Linked DNA regions of Homo sapiens: regions 1 and 2 are each linked to region 3. The links are chromatin loops, found by intact Hi-C in ENCODE. Cell type or tissue: mammary epithelial cell. All regions are shown on one strand. Each heading gives the region's core, and the rest is flanking DNA. Links, peaks and the distances in the headings are about the cores only.

Region 1 (3,362 bases), core at 330-2,829, 320 kb before region 3:
TAACCTGTGACTTCTCAAGTGTTACCAGTTGAAAAATTGCTTCCATATTGCATCAAACTCAAAAATCCTCAAAAACTTGGCATCTTACCTAAGAATTTCTTAGTTTGCTATCTACCTTGCCCCCTAGAATGTAGACAGAATGAAGGTGGGGACTTCTGTCTGTTCACTGATGTATTCCCAGTGCCTAAAACAGTGCATAGCACATAAGGCACTTCATAAAGTTTTGCTGAATTAATGAATAAAAGTTGTCCTTTTCCTCAGCCTAAAATCTTCAGCAAAGCTTATCTGTAATCAGCTCCTGCTCCTTTCTCTAGACTGCCTTCTCTTTTATCACTTTATCTCTTGAACTATACACTTCAGCCAAATGCAAATTATTGGCAGTTCCCCAAATGTACCACATTCTCTCTCTCTCCGAAGGCCTTTGCACATGTTCCTCTGTGTAGAAGACTTTTCTGTCTTGTCCTCCTATTCCCTGGGCCTGGGAAAATTCTCTTTGTCCTTCAGATCACAGTTTAGAAACCTCTTATTTCAGAAAGCCTTACCTAGCCTCCAAAATAGAGCTAGACGAGCCCTTAGCTCCCTGTAATTTCCGCTATGGTAGCACTTACCCACTTGGACTATTATTGCTGCAAGGAAATAACATTACTAGAGGCGGAATGATGTTTGTGAAATTATACATCAGCAGTTGCACTTCAAACAGGACCTCATAAAGGAATTAACTCTGTACTCTTAGTGCTGGAATAGGAATATTTAAGAAAAATAACCAGGATGTATTAGAAAAGCATCACAAAAGTTTGAGCAAACTAACACATATTTAAACATACTGCTCTATCTCACTGAGTGGAAGCATCACTCTAGTCTAACCACTAAAACAAAAACATGCATGGCATCCATGTGAAACACTAACACACATTGTTCCATAGATAGTTGCTTCATGTCATTCAGGTCACAGCAACAACGTCACGCTTTTAGAAAGGACATCACTGACCAACGTTGTGTAAAGTTACCCCAATTAATTTATAGCCCATTGCCCTGTTTACCATCTAAATTACATGTCTATCTCTTTGAGATGCTCTCAATCATTTATGTGTTTACTAGTTTATTTTCAATTCTCCATACTAAATAATAGTTTCTATAACAGCAGGGATCTTGTTTGTCTTATTTAGTTCTTTATACCTCCAGAGCCTAAATGAGTCCTTGGCATTCAGTAGATACTCGATAATTTTTTTTAATGCATGTGAAACAAGGAACCTCAAAATCAAAGTAATTTCCATCTTGGCCAGTAGGGTACTTTCACTGGCACTGGTTGCCCAGAACTGAAAGTCCCTTGTACTTCATGCAAAATTCACATGTACTAACCGGCCAACTGATGAGTTCTGTCCAATGACAAACTATTATAGTGTAGTACACTGACTTCATTTAATTGCATGTACTATTTTATAAGTAGCTTATATTACATTTTCTTAGTATACTATTAGAATACCAATAATAAAAATAAGAAAAATCTATGTCTTCTAAATTTAAAAACTTCAGTTGCTTTTCTTCTGGATTAGTTTAAAAAATCTGAAGTTAAATATGTTTTCATATATATTAGAAAATCTAGTAAAAAGTATTGTATACCTATTACCTTGATAAAAATTATTAATATCAGTTTGCCTAGATAAATCTGAAATGAATACAAAAAGATTGAGGAGGAAAGCTTTTGATTTCATTAAAGATTGAAAAGAAAACCTTTAAATATATTATTTGCTGAAATGTTAGAATACCACACAAATACTATTTTGGGGACCAATCACACAGAGATTGTACATGGTTAGGCCTCATTAATTCTATGGCAACACTACTATAAAAACACATTTTTACTTATTTTGATTGGTTAGAAAAGACATTAACAAGATTACAAATCATGAGCCAGAAGCTAGAAAGAGAGAGTATACAACTGTATCATTTCTAAAAATTCTTAAAACAAAGTAGAACAAAAAAACAGTGCCAATATTAAACTACTAATTCTAACCAAGGAGGGAAACCTATAAAACTAAAATTGTAATCTGTGTCTGCACATTAAACCTTTATCATCCAACTAGTGGTAGACTTGTCATACAGAGGATTCTGACTGGACTTTCCTTCCCCACATAAGCAAGAGGGCGAACTCCTCCTGTCTGCGGAGGAGTGGAAGAATGATTGCAGCGCCCAGCGCAGGACCTTGTTCACAGCTACTCAACAAATATCTGTCTAATGATTGTTTCATGGACTAATTGTGAAAATTGGAGAATATCCTTCATAGCAGTAACTTGAACTAGAAGTGTGGCCCAAGAAGAATCAGAACTGGAATTCCCTTAATGGAAATGGACCAGACAACCAGAAAGAAGGAAACTGGCAAGTTTGGGCAGCCCAAAGAGGCTCCTGGGAATCTCAACATCTCTTTGCACAGCTTCCTCCATGTTGTGCTTGATAGGAGGACCTTCCTCAGATTCTTTATCTTCATGAAATTAAAAGTGAAAACTCTGGGTTCAAGACTCATGTGTCACTTAACAAGTAGATGACTTAAAAAATAAGTTCAGGCCGGGCGCGGTGGCTCACACCTGTAATCCCAGCACTTCGGAAGTCTAAGGCGGGAGGATCACACGGTCAGGTGATCGAGACCATCCTGGCTAACACGGGAAAACCCCGTGTCTACTAAAAATACAAAAAAATTAGCCGGGCGTGGTGGCGGGCGCCACCTAGTCCCACCTAGTCGGGAGGCTGAGGCAGGAGAATGGTGTGAACCCGTGAGGCGGAGCTTGCAGTGAGCCGAGATGGCGCCACTGCATTCCAGCCTGGGCGACAGAGACTCCGTCTCACAAAAAAAAAAGAAAAAAAAAAGTTCATTTATCTGAGATTCAGATTCCTAAGCTAATATAATGATAAAAATAATACCCCAAACATCAAACAGAATGTTTTATGTTCAAAAGAGGAAGTTATAAGAAAACCTCGATATAATGTAAATTACTACCACATGTACCAAATAGTTACCAATCCTTTAGATACTGTCATAACATCTATCTGTTTATTTACATTTTTCAGAATTTCTGGTATTACTACATGAGGGTATTCCAATTGGGTTACTCTATTATGTATTTTGCTCCAAATGTTAAACTTTCAAGTTTCAATTAAGCTCCTTGTAAGTACCATTATTCTGATGACAGTTCTTTGTGTACTTTTTGCAAATTGTTTACATTATATGTCAGAGTACAAAAATATTTGATAGTTATGAGGACTATACCCCGGACTCTTGCAAAGTCTCACAACTGCAAATAATATGATGGCATAGAGTTCCTGCTCCTTTACATGAAACATTATATCCAATTTAACATCTCACTTTT
Region 2 (3,362 bases), core at 330-2,829, 250 kb before region 3:
TTTGGAGGAAAAACGGGAGTTCTTCAGACAAGAAAGAATGCAAGCAATAGTTATGATCATGTACTAAATATCTGTTAAATGCTATACACTCTGCTATCTATATATTTTACATGGGCCATTTCTCTTGTAATTGTTGCGATAACCCCATGAGACAGATACTACAGAACCCATTTTACATATGAGCAAACTGAGTGTAACACATTGTGAGTCACTTGCTTGAGGTCACACCACTAGTACATACCTTAAACAAGAATCCAAACTGACTCAGAAACTTGAGCAGAGAAAACAGCATTGCAAAGCATGTGGCTAGTTTTGGGAAACTGGAGAGCTCAATGTGATTAGAACACAGATCAGTCTAGAAAGATGAGGTCTTAGGGGCCCTGCAACCAGTAACTATATCTTAGACAGGCAACTCCATTACGCTTCTCCCAGGCAGAAAGCCTCTTATGGCCTGCTGCTTCAGTGGGTATTATTTAGTAAGCATAGTCTTCCTTCATTAAATCATGAAATCAGCAGTAGAGGTTTCTTAACATGTGGTTCAATGATCATATGTGTCAGAAGCCCTGGAAAATTTGTTAGAAATACAGATTTTCAAGGTACCACACAAGTCTATAGAATCAGAACCTCTTTGACCCGTAAACACTCCTTTTTAGTAACCTTTTCACGAGTTTCCTATATTCACCAAAGTTTGAGAGCCTCAGTGGTGGCAGATTTACTCAGAACTCTTCCTCTCTGGGCTCCAAGAGCTGAGCTCTCAAACTTCAATGTACATACAAATCCCCTGGGAATCCTTTTAAGAATCAGATTCTGATTCAGTGGGTTGGAGGGATAAGAGGACTGAATTCTGCCAGGTGTTGTAGACATTGCTGGTCCACAGACCACTCTAGGGGTCACAGGGTTGTAGAATATCCCACCCAGATTTCTTCTCTGCTTCTACTATCTCTCCTGCTCTTGTTTGTCTCCAGAATACTTTTCCTTGCCCAGGTTTAGTGCACCTTAAAACAACCTTCTATTTACTTACTGCCTAAAAATGTTTTACCTTTGCTGAGAGAAGATGATCAAACTGTTTTTATTTTCATACACTTATTGTTGAAAAATGGTACTTTAAAAAACATGTTTCTTGGCTCTCTGAAATTCTAGAAGAGCCTAAGAGGTCAGGCTAGTAGTATAAAAAATAGAGGGACTGATGATGACAAAAGTGTGAAAAATGAACTTTCTTTTGTGATATAATGCACATAGTCATCTGGATCAATTAACATTTTCTTCAACACACTCTTTTAAATAACATAACGAAACTAACAGCCCTGCCATCTCTGGAGTCATCAAGGATTGACTAAGGAGGAGTCTTAGTCAGAATAAATCTCCTTATTTAGAACTTAAAAACCTGAGCTCTCTGGTCTCCTGTGCAGACATGCTCTGGAAGCCTCTCCTTACTGGCACTCCTGCAAGGAAAGAGCTGTGTACAACCAGCTGCCAAGGCTTCAGCTCCCTGGCACCAGGCAATGGCAAAAGCCACTCCAGCTGAAAGGCGTCTTTTGCCCTCTGGGTGAGAATGGCTGCTTTAGAAAATGGCCTTAAGTTCCTAATGGCACTAAGTTCCTAAAACTTTCTTTTTTCTCTGAGCTATCATATTTTCAAAGCATTAATCCTTGCAAAGGTGCAAGACTCCCACTTTATATTTTGCAGTGCATTTCCTAATGTGTGTCTACTAACCTGGACTCATTCCTGGCTTTGCAATTCAGTTACTTTATCTTGTGGTTCAAACACTTCTGTTTGTTGTTCCCACTTAATTCAGATAAATTAAATAGGCACTTTCAGGAAGGGGTTGGATTACCCACTCTCTATAAAATAGACAGGCCTGCATGCCAAGGATTACCTAGAGACAATTTATTTGATTTGGTGCATTTTAGGTGAAGGACATAATTTGGTCTCAAATTCCACATCTTTGCCCTGAAGTCTTAGTTCTAAGACTAAAAGAAACCACCAATCCAATTTCTAGCCTGCTGTTAAGAAGCATGCTGTCAATGTAGAGATAAATCAATACTTTGAAACAAAACTTAAGACTTTCTTTGGTACTTAATAAGCCCTTCTAGATGGGATCAACCATCTATGGGAGAAACCAAGGAGGATTCTAAACAAATTTGGGAAATACAGATGGTCCCTGACATAATTTTTTAACTTGACTATGGTGCACAAGTGATGTGCATTCAATAGAAAGAGATATGATATTATCTCTCTCCATCTCCCGCCATGCTGGACAGCAGCAATGAACCACAGTTCCCAGTCAGCCGCATGATCATGAGGGTAAACAACCTACACTCTACATTGTACTATGTTGTCACATGATTTTGTCCAGTTGTTGGCTAACATAAATGTTCTGAGCACATTTCAGCTCATCATAGCTAGGCTAAGCTATGCTATTTGGTAGCTGAGGTGTATTAAATGCATTTTCCATTTATACAATATTTTCAACTTAACAATGGGTTTATCAGGATGTAACCCATTTGTAAGTGAAGGAACATCTCTAAATATAGTTCAATTTTCTCTCGTTTCTGCTTCCCTCTTCATGACTTACCCCAGTTATTCATTTAATATTTTTTCTTTAATAGCAACTATGTATTATACACAGTTAGGATATATATATGTAACTTTAAATAAGTCAAATACAGTCCCTGCTCTCACAAAATTTATCCTCCTAGTGGAGGATATGGGAGTAAGCAATCACAATATAATAGGTTCCATTTTTTATTTACAGTAATTGCCAACCAATCTTTGCCATGATTTGATGTTTACTTTCACTCAGTAGGTTCCAGTTTACAAGGCTGGTTATTACTTCCCAGGCAGGATCACTATGCCTGCAATTTGTATAGCTGCTAGGGGACAAAATGGAGTCCTGAATTAGGTAATATATTCCCACTGGCTTTCCCCAGACACACCTCTCAGAATATTAATAATTGAGAATATATTAACATATTATTATTGATTGAATATTAATAATTGAGAATTGGTAATTTAGAATATAATTATTAATAACTGAGAATATATTAATAATTGAGTCCATTTTTCTTATTGTATAAAAGAAGCTTTTATTAAACTAATAATATAAATAGAAAACTACTCATTAACATTTCTAATTATAAAAAACTATATAAAATATATATAGTTTTAAAACTACATAAAATAAAGTTTAAAAAAATGCACAGCTGGGTACAGTGGCTCATGCTTGTAACCCCAGCATTTTGGGAGGCCAAAGTGGAAGGACTGCTTGAGGTCAGGAGTTTGAGACCAACCTGGGAAACATAGCAAGACAAATTTATTTACTTACAAAAATAAATAAATAAAGCAAATCCATACAAATAAAT
Region 3 (3,362 bases), core at 419-2,918:
ACTCATAATATTGCATGCATCCATGGGAGAATATATTACAATACGAGCACCATTTTCCCTGGGTGCCAGGGGTGGGGCAGTTTAGCTGGAAAAGCTAAATTCTGCTCCACTTGGATTGAAAACGTTCAGATGTTTTGTTTATGTGTTTGCTTTCTTGCTTATTCACCTACGACATCTAATCCTTTAGTCTGAATAGTATCCAGTGAATACACTCCTGTCCCTCTCCTCAGTCCTCACCCAAATGCAGTAAAGCAAGAGATCAGCAGGGCAGCCAGAGAGCCCACACCAGTGAGGCCAGGAAAGAAAACAGAGCTCAAGAGGGTCCACATGAAGGTTTCCTTCCTTATCTAGTCCCCAGAGGCTTTTTTTTCTAAGTAAAACTCCCAAAGAACTAAAAACAAAGGAAACACAAAAAATTCAACGTGGTATAGAAATTTCGGTAGAAGAACTTTTATTGAACAGTAAGATTCAAGATTTCACCAGGTGAGAGGGGGAATTGAAAATTAGTAGAAAAATTCCAAGGGGACCAGTTAGCCACAACAAAGAATGGGGTTCAGGGAACTTCTTAGGGATGTATCTTCCCCTCAATACAGGTAGAGGAGCAGCATCAGAAGCAGGGCGTTGGAGAGAGGCATAGAAGAGAATCACCTTCTCCTGGCCCACGCAAGCTACCTGGTGTACCTTCAAGTTCAGGCCAGCTGCTGTTCCTGCCCGCTCTTGGAGATGAAAAGGTTTCCCATGCCCCCACCTCCTCCCGAGTTAATTCTCTCCAGGTGCTTCTCTTGATGTAAACCCAGGGTGCTATTAGCAGGCTCCTTGTTCTCTTGCTCAAATCCTTTCCAACCTTTCCAACCTGTGGAGCTCTGCTGTTTCTAATTTCTAACCCCCATCTTGTTTCTTTCCCCCAATATTGAATTCTGCCATAATCTTCAGATCAACTCTAGTTGTCTCCATTTTTTTTCTGAATGCTAAAACCTTCCAGCCGTCTTCTCTTCCACTCCCTGACCACTCACGAGTCACCTGCATTTCTTACCCCAGTCGTCATCCTTGTTTCCATGAACGATCCTCTCCAGGGCTTCCTGCCAGAAAAGTATTTTGCAAGTTTCATTTGAATTTCTACACAGTATAATTCTGAACATGTAAATAATATATAAAGTCAACCTATGTTTGGAGCTAAGAGTGACAACAATCTCTCACACTACAGATCCGTCCCAAATTGGTAATGCCCTAAAAATGCTAATAAAAATAAGGTGCTTGTGAAATACTCAAATCCCTTCAGTTAGTACAAAAACAACTGGTGACCTAAAAATTCAAGGAATGGCCCAGAGTAAAGGGAAATGTAATGTTGACTCTGGTTTACAGAAAGTGAATCTGAGTCATGGCAGATCCTGAAATTTCACATGAACTCATTCTGCCTGTAAATGCCCCAGCATCAATAGTGAGCAAACGTGCATTCTGGCCAGCCAGGCAGAAGCACTTTGTTTTCCATTGTGCGGTGACGCCAGATCCCCATTGCTTCTGACAAAGGCCCTCGTCAAGCCTGTGTGTCATCGTTTGCGTTTGCCACAGCTGCAGCGGGGTGCGCGCAGACCCACTTCCCGACTGCTCATCAACCGACCTCCCTGGGGCCGAGAGGCAAGCCGGGTCCGCGCGGGGTGCAGCGCCACCTGCTGGAATTCATGCGATGGAGCAGCAGCCTGAAGTGGCTGCGGAGTCCAGAAGTCCTGTCCTTGAGGTTTGCTTTCAGACAACGGCCAGTCCTGACTGCAAGAACAAAAACACTAGCAGAAATATGCACCCGTTACGCAAACCAGCCCTTAAGGCTGCACATGATCCTTTCCCCACTACAGAATGTGGTGTGGCGTGTATATGTGCACCAGTGAGTATGTGGGGGGAGAGGGGGTACACCCATTTGTGGTGGGGGGGGTATAATGTGGTGTGTTCATGTGCGGTGTCTGTGCATGACCTCTCAAAGGTAGGAAAAGTGGCATCGTCGTCATACTCCTTGTTGGATTGGTAAGGAATTGTTCAGTTGACAGAGATTTTGATATAACTTGTTCCATTTATTTCCTCGCTACGCCGTTCAAGTAGATAAAACGTTCTCGACCAAATGAATTGCCAGTGCTCTGGCTCTCTAGAAGAATTACTCATGACCTAACCACGCTGGAGGCTGACAGCTAACTAATGATCTTTCCCTCTTTTCAAAAGACTTTGCCCATATGGGAACAAAGACTGTCATGATCCCCCAGCCAGGCAGGGCTGGCCCTGGGCTTGGAGGAGGCGATGAAGTAAGACACAGGCAGCTATGGGAAGAAGTCAACCACTTCCACGAGGCCAATTGTGGGTGTCTCAGGAAACAGACAAGTTGCGAGTCTATGTTTTTGCCAGATCCTCTGCCCCTTTAGAGACGTGCTCGCATGTCACATGCGTGAGGCAACTTTCCGTGCCTAGGAGGTTACTGACTTAAACCCAGGGACACTTGTTGAAGTGGGAGGCCTGACAGACAAAGGCAAAGGTGTTTGATGAATGGCTCTGCTGGCTGGTGATGTGGAAGTGTTTGCTGACAGTTCGAGAAACACCAGGGAGCCAACAGATTAAGTGTTCTGTATTTTCCTGGCTACTAAATAATAACTACAGTTTCCTGAGGGTTTACTCATGCCAGGCAGAAGGCTAAGTGCTTTACCTTTGTTTTTTTGTTCATGAAATCCTCAAAACTGCTCTATAAGCCATGCACTATGATCAGCCCTGCTTTCCCGATGAGGAAACTGAGGCCCAGAGGGGTAAGTTCCCTGCCTAAGGTTACACAGCTCAGGAGTAAGGGGAGGACTCAGGTCTCTGCGGGCCAAAGGCCAGGCTCCTGATGCTGACCCTCCTGCTTCCCTGCCATTAGTGCCCTGCGAGGCCCGGACCTGCCCTCTATTTTCCCGCTCATTTTAGGGCCACAGTGACTCACCAGCCATGTGCCCATACCACTCATTTTCACAGAGCCCTGGAGTATGAGAGCAGGGCTTGAGGAAAGAGCTTTCGTTCACTTTGTTTTGAGCCAGGACAACAGACTGGGAAGTGGTTGGAACACACAGTTCTGGGTCAGAGGTCAGAGAACAGACAGGACTCCAAAGGCTAAAACAAACAAGATTTCTCACAGCAGCTCTGGCCGCGTTGAGACCCACGGGCTGGGGCTGGCCAGTCTGTCCCCACGTGGGATAGACTGTGTCCAGAAGGGTGGCCTGGCCTGCTCCTGGCTAGAGCAGATGAGGAAACCACTGTCCTGGATTCAGCTCCCAGTTCTGCCACATTCCAGCTGAGGGCCTGTGGGACAGTCGTGAAGAGCCACATATGGCAATGTCATCTCTCAGGAACCC

What was found. Hi-C counts contacts between places; a loop is a spot of excess contacts. Peaks named below come from ENCODE experiments on the same cell type or tissue, not always from the same donor. Only the 100,000 strongest peaks of a DNase experiment are listed, where the experiment ranks them.
Region 1: a loop joins it to region 3, with 5 times the contacts of the local background. A loop is called at or near these places in 5 of 110 quality-filtered maps.
Region 2: a loop joins it to region 3, with 5 times the contacts of the local background. A loop is called at or near these places in 4 of 110 quality-filtered maps.

The regions. Positions count from the first base shown.
Region 1 is chr5:96,173,240-96,176,601 of GRCh38, reverse strand. All of the region lies in intron 1 of LOC101929710 (a long non-coding RNA gene), which reads right to left. It also overlaps a transcript of CAST not described here. Among named protein-coding and RNA genes, the nearest start is that of MIR583, 96 kb to the right of the region's middle. In mammary epithelial cell, for the core only: a CTCF peak has its summit at 1,284; no DNase peak of the experiment used is centred there; H3K27ac peaks cover 120 bases.
Region 2 is chr5:96,111,786-96,115,147 of GRCh38, reverse strand. All of the region lies in intron 1 of LOC101929710 (a long non-coding RNA gene), which reads right to left. It also overlaps a transcript of CAST not described here. Among named protein-coding and RNA genes, the nearest start is that of MIR583, 34 kb to the right of the region's middle. In mammary epithelial cell, for the core only: no CTCF peak of the experiment used is centred there; a DNase peak (open chromatin) is centred at 1,387; H3K27ac peaks cover 1,688 bases.
Region 3 is chr5:95,857,206-95,860,567 of GRCh38, reverse strand. It overlaps LINC01554 (long intergenic non-protein coding RNA 1554), which reads right to left. Exons shown (of 3, transcript NR_026936.1): 3 at 435-1,764. Among named protein-coding and RNA genes, the nearest start is that of LINC01554, 6.7 kb to the right of the region's middle. In mammary epithelial cell, for the core only: a CTCF peak has its summit at 1,667 (motif pointing left); a DNase peak (open chromatin) is centred at 1,497; H3K4me3 peaks cover 637 bases; H3K27ac peaks cover 1,237 bases.